2 separate regions of the Mus musculus genome follow, and region 1 is linked to region 2. The links are chromatin contacts, found by Hi-C in ENCODE. All regions are on one chromosome and are shown on one strand. The core of a region is the stretch at or near the end of the contact, and the rest is flanking DNA. Distances in the headings are between cores, read along the strand shown.

The links. A loop is a pair of places that touch in the nucleus more often than their neighbours do.
Region 1: a map of regulatory T cell shows a loop between it and region 2 (5-fold over the local background). The contact joins the promoter of Rcc2 here to the promoter of Capzb in region 2. A Hi-C loop is called at or near these places in 2 of 37 maps with a recorded cell type or tissue (T-helper 2 cell and regulatory T cell).

Annotation. Positions count from the first base shown.
Region 1 is chr4:140,698,586-140,702,813 of GRCm38, forward strand. It overlaps Rcc2 (regulator of chromosome condensation 2), which reads left to right and starts at 2,888. Exons shown (of 13, transcript NM_173867.5): 1 at 2,888-3,065; 2 at 3,562-3,850. The coding sequence starts at 3,572.
Region 2 is chr4:139,190,381-139,194,155 of GRCm38, forward strand. It overlaps Capzb (capping protein (actin filament) muscle Z-line, beta), which reads left to right and starts at 2,519. Exons shown (of 9, transcript NM_009798.4): 1 at 2,519-2,648. The coding sequence starts at 2,646.

The DNA of each region.
Region 1 (4,228 bases), core at 1,638-4,137, 1.5 Mb after region 2:
ATATAATAAAATTAGTCATGAGATCTGTTGTTGTGGCTTTTTTTGTTTGTTTGTTTGTCCTTTTTGCTCTAAGTCCTCAAGTCTAGGGTGGGCTGGGTGTAATAGTGGTACAGACCCAGGATGCCAGGGCTCAGGAGATGACGCAGTGAAACCACCAGTTCAAGGCCAGGCTGGGCTACACAGGGAAACCTTGCTTCACGAACATGGTAAAACAGCAGCAGCAACAACCACCAAACCAAAACCAAACCAAAACCAACAATTCCAGTGTGTGTTTGTGCTACAACGTAATTGCGGCACGGATCAGCTGTATTCAAGGGCTCAGTGGCTTCCCAGGTTCCTGGTTCACAGCGTAGATAGTTTGTGAATCCTCCTGTCATGGTCCAGTTACCCAGACCATCAGAATTCATCTCTGGAGCTGAGAGTGTGCATCTGTGGTGGATAGAGTGCTTGCCTAGCATGTAAGAAACCCCAGCTTTGACTCCCAGCATCTTATATACGGTGGTACATGTTTGCAATCTCCGAATTCCAGAGGTCAGGCTGGTGAATCAAAAAACTCAAGGTATATTATATGAGACCAGAGACTCCTTGGACTACAAGTGGAACTTTCTGTGGTCCAGCTGGATGGACCACAGCTCTGGGAAGGACCCTGGTTGCCGCCGAGTTTAACTTTTATTAAGGAGCAGCAGAGGAGACTAACAGTAAGATGGCCCATATTTCCATGTACAAACGGAAGCCGGGCATTTGTGCTCAGATAGAATTTGCTCTCTCTTCTCTTCTTTCTTCTGTCCCGAGCAGACGCTCAATTAAAATGAAGTAAAAAGCCCAAGCACAAGTGTATGTTGGAGGGAGCACTCCCTGCATGGCCCGTAGGTGCACCTCACTCTGTCACATTGGTTACATAAGGTGAACAGCAGCCTACATGTTCGCCTTTTCGTGTGTGCGCCCGCACCCCCATCTCAACCAGGGGCATCACTCGGGCTTTCCCTGGGTCTGAAATAGTGAGGCATGGAGTGGCAGAGAACACTTTTCCCATCCGACGAGGAGGGCTGGTTAGTGGGTGTTATCCTCTGAGTGCTCTTCTTCCTTAGCACAGCCTCAGGAAAAACCAGTTTTGGAAGCACCACACCTTGGGTCAGATGATGCAACGTGATATTAGCGTCGGGTTGCATCAGCGGTTCTGACGCATGTGCCTTTTACGCCGGCAGAAAGCCGTATAATGGGGCAGGAGAAAGAGAGAGAGACTCGCTGCCTAAAAACCTTTTAAAGGCACCCTCAGCGTTTCTAATTGGCCACACAGGGTGTTGTCGGGAGGATAACCGCCCAACCAGCCACCACCCCCGGACAAGCTCCGGCGTGCCATTTCCTGAAACCCGGACCTGACGGCACACTTAGGCAGAATTCTTTTCTAGTTGGTTCTAATGTTTTATATCAAAGCATCACGGCTTAATCTCTTCAATCTTTTCGAATGCCAGGTCTATTAAGAGGCTTTCAGACGGTGCTTCTAATATCCCTGAAACGCACCAGTTGGTGCTCATTTTCTGAGTTGTTTTACATAAGTGCTTCCACCCAGGCTGGTGACTTTGATCAAATAACTTAGATTTGGTTCTCCAGGATTCTCCGCCTGCCTTCAAACGTTTGGTCCTGTGCACCCTCCCCCCGCCCCCATCCCGCTTCTTGATGTAATTAAGAACGAACTGCAAAGACCCTAGAAACTCTCTCTAGTCAACCAAGGAAGTTGCCAAAAAAGAAACTTTCAGTGTTAACTCGGGCGCTCGAGAGAGAGAGAGAGAAGTAGGAGGATCAGGTTCAATGTCAGCCTGGGCTACACGGTCAGTTTCAGGCCAGCCTGGGCTACATGAGACGGAAACAAAACCCCAAAGAAAAACATTTGTCAGAAGAGAAAGTGACACTGAGATGCAAACCTTCCCCTAGTTCCAACCAAGCCGATCGTGCACGTGGCTTGTCGGGTCCTGTGAGGGGGGCCCTGTCGACTCCTCAGCCTTGACCCCAGCACCTCTGGCCACTTCTCTTCCCGGATTCCTAGACCCTGCACTGTCCCACGGGGTAGGGGAAAGGTTTCCTCTCCCACTTCTGCCAGGTCAGATTCTTTACAATTTTAAAACTCAGCTCTCCCAGGGAACGCCTTCCTTGATCCTGGAACCCGGTAAGTACCATGCTTTCAGTAATTTCTTAATCTTTCCTCTTACTTCGCCTTCCAACTGGGCAGAGATCTTGTTCTCCAGGTCTGTATTCTAAGCTTCTAGCACCTTTGCATCTAGTCTTGCTTGTACTGAGGCGCGGTAAATACGTTTTTAAAATGAAGAAAATTCCCATCACAAGTACTTTCAAGTCCACCTATGCTAATTACTAATTTCATAGTACGTCCCCCAGCTAATTACTAATTTCATACTACACCAAACCTTTATGTAACTTGATCATTCTAACAGCACCCGGCTGCACACTCTGGACGCATCCACGACGTATCAAATCTACCCTGAGTCTGCACAGGAGAAAGTTACTCAAATTGTGTTCATTTTTCATTCCCATCACTCAATTAGGGCACGTCCCTCGCTGGCTGCTGCGTGAGCAAAGCAACTATTTTCCAGCGAGTGTCCTCAGGTGACCTGTCTAGACGCTCAGGGGGAAAAAACAAGAGAATCTGACACTCTCCCGAGCCCCGAAGACGCCTTGTGACGCGCAGGCCGCGCTGCGTGCAAGGGCGTGCGGAGCGCGCAAGCGGCGGGGCCCAGCGGGGCCTGCGGCGTGGCGCCGGGCGTCCGGGACGCAGGCTCGGGTGGGCGGCCCGGCTGGGCGGTGGGGTCCTCCGGCCGGTAGGGGGCGCGCGCACCCGGGGCCCCTCGCCGCCCGCCGCGCGCGCGCTCGCTTGCCGCCCGGCCGCACATGTGTTTCTGTTTTGTGTTGTAGCATTTGTTCTGGAAGCTCGTATTTACATTTTAAGTGTATCTGGTGAGTGGGCTGGAGCCCTCGTCCCGGCCGGGGAGAGAAGAAGCCTTCGACCCCGTCTTTCAGTCGCTTCCCTCCTCGTTTCTCATCACTCCAACCAGGTAGGGGCTGGAAACCGTCTGGGACCAGTTTGCAGGGTCTGGGAAAGTTTTTTTTTTTTCCTCTTTTTTTTTCTCCTCTCCCTCCCCCTTCCCCCCCGAGAAAGGTTAAAAAAAAAAAAAAAGACGCTGGGGAAGGGGGGGTTGGGGGACGGAATGAATAAGAAGGGGAAGGAAGGCGGATCCACGTGGTTTAATCGGAGACAGACAGAGATCCCATTGTTCAAAATCAATAAAAAAAAAAAAAAAAAAAAAAAGCAGACGGGGCGAGCGCCGGGCCGCGGGGGCCGGGCTGGGGCCCCACGAAAGTTCCTCTTTTCGCGCGTGCTCGCAGGTGCTTGGGGCCCGGCCGGGGTACAGGGGGGGGTCCCCGCGTGGCGCGCGGCGTGGGGAGGGGCGAGGGAGCAGCAGGTGGGGCGGCCCACGCCGCGCCGCGCGTCCCCTCCCCCGCCCCGCAGCCCGCCCCGTGTGCATTGTGCGCCCCGTGTGTCTCCCGCAGCCCGGCGACCATGCCCAGGAAGAAGGGGGCGGCCTGGGAGGAGCCGAGTTCGGGCAACGGCACGGCGCGCGCGGGGCCCCGGCGACGCGGCGGCCCCGCGGGCAGGAAGCGCGAGCGGCCCGAGCGCTGCAGCAGCAGCAGCGGCGGCGGCAGCAGCGGCGACGAGGACGGCCCGGAGCTGGACGGGGCCCCCGGCGGCGGCAAGCGCACAGCCAGGCCGGCGACGGCGGGCAAGGCGGCCGGCGCGGCCGCGATCATCACGGAGCCCGAGCACACGAAGGAGCGCGTCGTGAGTGGGGCGGGGGCGGTTGGCGGTTTTGGGGGGGAGGGGCGCCGTGGGGTCACGCCCCGCCCCTCCCCCACGCCGCGCGGGGGAACTCCGGGGAGCCAGTCCCGGGCCGGGGGAGGGGGGGGACCGGGTGTGCGCGGCCACGCGGGGGCTGTCAGTCCCTCCTTCCCCCCCGTGCGTCCACCCCCCTCCTCCCCCCCACCCCCGCGTCTCTTCCTCCCCCCGAGGGGGGAGGGCAGTCCGCGGGGAGCAGCCGGCTCGCGCCGGGGCTTTGAGGTTCCCGCCGCTGCGGCTCGGGCGCCCCGGGGGGGCGGGGCCTGGCGCGCGGCGCGCATGCTCCGTGTTAGCCCGGCGCGGTCGGCCCGGCCGGTGCGCGCG
Region 2 (3,775 bases), core at 1,269-3,768:
GAAGAGCCTCTGTGGGAAGTGCAGCCCAGCCCCTAGGCTGGAAAATTCAGGGTAGAGGGCAGGGTATGTCAGGTAGGGACTGAGGGATGCAGGGAGAACCTGGAGGCCAGGTCTGCTTTGGTATGTAAAATATGTACCTCAGCCCCTTGGGTCTGAAACCCAACTTCCTATACCTTGATCCACCCTGTTTATTTTTTTAAATTTATCTATTTTATTTATATGAATATAATGTAGTTGTCTTCAGACACACCAGAAGAGGGCATCAGATCCCATTACAGATGGTTGAGAGCCACCATGTGGTTGCTGGGAATTGAACTCAGGACCCCTGGAAGAGCAGTCAGTCCTCTTACCCACTGAGCCAGCCCATCCACCCTGTTTTTTGACCCAGCGTCTCTCATAGAATTCGTCTTCTCTCTGTATAGTCCTGGCTGTCTTGGAGCTTGCTATGTAGAGTAGATTGGCCTTGAACTCCCAGAGATCCTCCTGCCTCTGCCTTCTGAGTGCTGGGATTATAGGTATATACCACCATAGGCCTTTCTAACTGAATTTGGAGTTTGCCATTTGGCTAGGCTGGCTAGTCACCAAGCCCCAGAGATCCTCCTGCCTTTCACACAGCATTGGGAATATCTCTCCAATACACAGCTAGCTGTACCTGGCTTTTACATGCTGTGGATCAGAGAGGTCCCTATGCTTGGACAGCAAGCACTTTACCCACAGTGCACTTCCCTAGGCCCAATATGTATGCTTTAAAAAATTCCCCGGTGTGTGTGTGTGTACATGTGTTTTATGTCTGTTCCCATGCAGGAAGGCATGTATGTGGGAAACTGAGGGTAACCTCAGGTATTGTTTCTCTGACATTAAAATAAAACTGTCTGGGACACACAAATAGCTTTCTGAGGCCCTCCCTAGTTACCCTGTAGTCCAGCACACAGTAGGCTCACTGCAGTTTGCTGCTCACACACAATTTAGGCTGGCCACAGTGGCCTCTGTGGATACCTAGGTGCTGACAATGGGCGCATGGTCTGCTCCATCCCCACCTTCAGCTATCTGGTCAAGCGTTAGTTTCTGAGTTAAAGCCCCCTTGGACCATCCTCCAAAATACCACCACAGGGCTCGTCTGTCTACCTGCTCTATCCACTGTTTTTCCACATCTCACCCCCAATACTTTATTAGATAGGGTACCTGGTCTCTGACCAGGTTTCAAGCTTGAAGGGGCCTTAACTCAGGACAGGGGTACTTACCCAGGCTGTAAGAGGCTCTATTCCTGGAGGTGAAATCTTACCCACAAGCCATATGCCATCATGGGCTATTTTGCTCAAAGCTGTAATTTCTCCAGCCTGCTTCCTACACAGTGCTTGGCCAATAGCTACATGATAAATACTTCCGGTGTAATGACCTTCTAAGTGCCACTCCCTTCTCTGAACTCCTGTAATATTGGTCTATGTCATTCTTGAGAGACTTACCTGGACGCTTTCTTTGCTGGTGGCTGTCCCTGCAAGCTTTCACTTGACTATAAGCTCAGAGGCCTAGGGCACAGTTTCCCCTCAGATGTTTTCTGATCTCTTCTCAGGACCTGATATGACTCTAAACGGAGGGTGAGCAAGCCGTGTAGGGGGTTGTTATAAACAAAACGTGCAATTCTAGGGCTCCTGAGTTCTAGATAACAAAACAAAATTCACTCTTTTGAACAGCAAATTTCTGGTTGGGGCTGCAGTTAAGTGGAAGAGCTTAGCCTAGCCTGCCTGAGGCTCTACGTTCAATCTTCAGACCTGAAAACAAAGAGGGATTTCTGAGTCACTATATGATTCGAGAGAGATACTCATTTAGGGAAACGGGCTGATTCTCTGTACATAATGTAAAAAAGTATATGAAACAGCATTTATTGAACCCAAATGTTCTAGTCTTCTTACCCGGGTCTTTCCCACAACTACTCTGGTAGCTATGAAGTGCAGGCAGGGATCCTTATGGCTTATTCACTTGTCATCTTTTGGTACCTAAAAGCTGCCCGCCTGGTCCTGATAGCAGGTGTTCAGCAACAGGGGCGGCAGAGCCGGCTTCCCCATGCAGGTTCCGCTCGCTCTGTAGGGGCCGGGCCTCGTCCGGCGCACCAGTTCCGGGTCCGGGTGGGTTGCGGAGGGCCGGTCCCCTCCTAGTTTCGGCGCCTTCCGCATCCTCCGCCCAGGGGAACCAGTGAACCGCTCCACCCTCAGCTAGCCCGCGTCCTGCAGCTGCGAGAAGCGAGGCTGACAGTCAGAGGAGGGACGCAAGTAGACCCAGTCCCTCCGGAACGCCACAGCCCTGGCCGCGCAGGAGCGTTGCGCCTGGCCCGCCCCTCCTGAGACAGGACACGCCCACTCGACCACAGGGCCTGCCCCCGTCCCCGCCCCCCGCGCGGCGCTCCATACTTGGCGATCGCTGCGGCCCCGCGCTCTCATTGGTCGGGAGCTGGCGGCTGGGGGGCGGGTCGGGCTGGCCGGGGCGGGGAAGGAAGGTGGTGGCTGCCCGGCGCGGGGGGGTGGGGGGGGGAGGGGGGCGCTGACCCGGATGTTCACTCTTGGGCACCCGGGGAAGTGGAAGCGCAGGGCCCTGCTGCGGGGGGGAGAGCCACAGACGCCGGGACAGGGACCGTCGCCGCCGCCGCCACCATGGTAAAGGGACCCCTTCACGGCTCCATCCCGGGACCCCTCTCACCGCCGGAGCTCGCGTCCACTCCTTCGCCGACCCGCCCGGCCCGGGAAGGGTGGGGATCCGGGGTGGGGGAGGGGCGGGGTCCCGGACCCTAGGCAGACGCCACTCTTCGGGTCCGGAGTGGGCGGCGGGAGGCCCTGATAGCCTATGACCCCGCCCTGGGCTCCATGTGGAGCCCAGTTCTTCTCCCTGCAAGTCCAGGCTAGTCTCGCCTATCCCAGGCTAGACCTTCCTTCCTTCAGGGGCCAGGCCGGGCACCCCTCTCGCAGGCCTTCATCCCATGGGCTGTACTTGGGCTCCTGCCTCGGCCCCAGGGCCCAGGCTAGGACCGTGGTTCTCGCTCCAGTGGTCCAGTCTAGGTCCCCTTCCCCCAAACTCTTCTCCTCTCCATGGCCCCAGTCTGCACCCCGATAAGCCCTTTCCAGTGAACTCTGCCTAGGTTTGTTTCCTTCACCGTCATGGAATCTTCTCTCTGCGGTCGGTCCTCAAGTGTGGCCTCTCTACTCCAGCTGTGTTCCCCCCCTCCCTGCACCTCCCTGTCCCCGGCCCTAGCCGTCCCCTTCCCCCGACTTCTCACGACTTAGCCTAGCCTGCGTCAGCCCTTCGCTGCTCTCACCCTCCCATCTAGACCCTGCTTGTTCCGTGTCCTGCTCCTGACCCAGGTGTCCCCTCTCCTGTTCCTAGGAGGCTCTTTCTGGGCAGCCTCTGGCGAGCGGGGGAGAGCCCCAGCCAGGGTGGGGGTGGTCTGGGTACTGAGCCTTTCCTAGGTTTGCCCCTTTCTGGGGAGGCCGCTTCGGTGTGAGTGAGCAGGCGAGCGAGGGAGAGAAGGGCGGCATCTGTATGCCCGGAAGGCAGAACAGGGCATTTCCCTTGGGAGGGCCTAGTGGTAGTGCGGCTAATAGAGCGCGTCTTGAGGGGTGCCCTGCCTGAGTGGGGAGCAGAGTGCTGACGGGTTGGTAAGCCAACTGGACAGGGGTGAACTCACAATTGCTCTTGTGAGGCCGCAGCCCTGGGGCTAGGGGGACACGGAGCTCAGCAGCCCAACCTACGGCCTGGACACGATGCATCCTAGCAGGCGCAGCCTTCC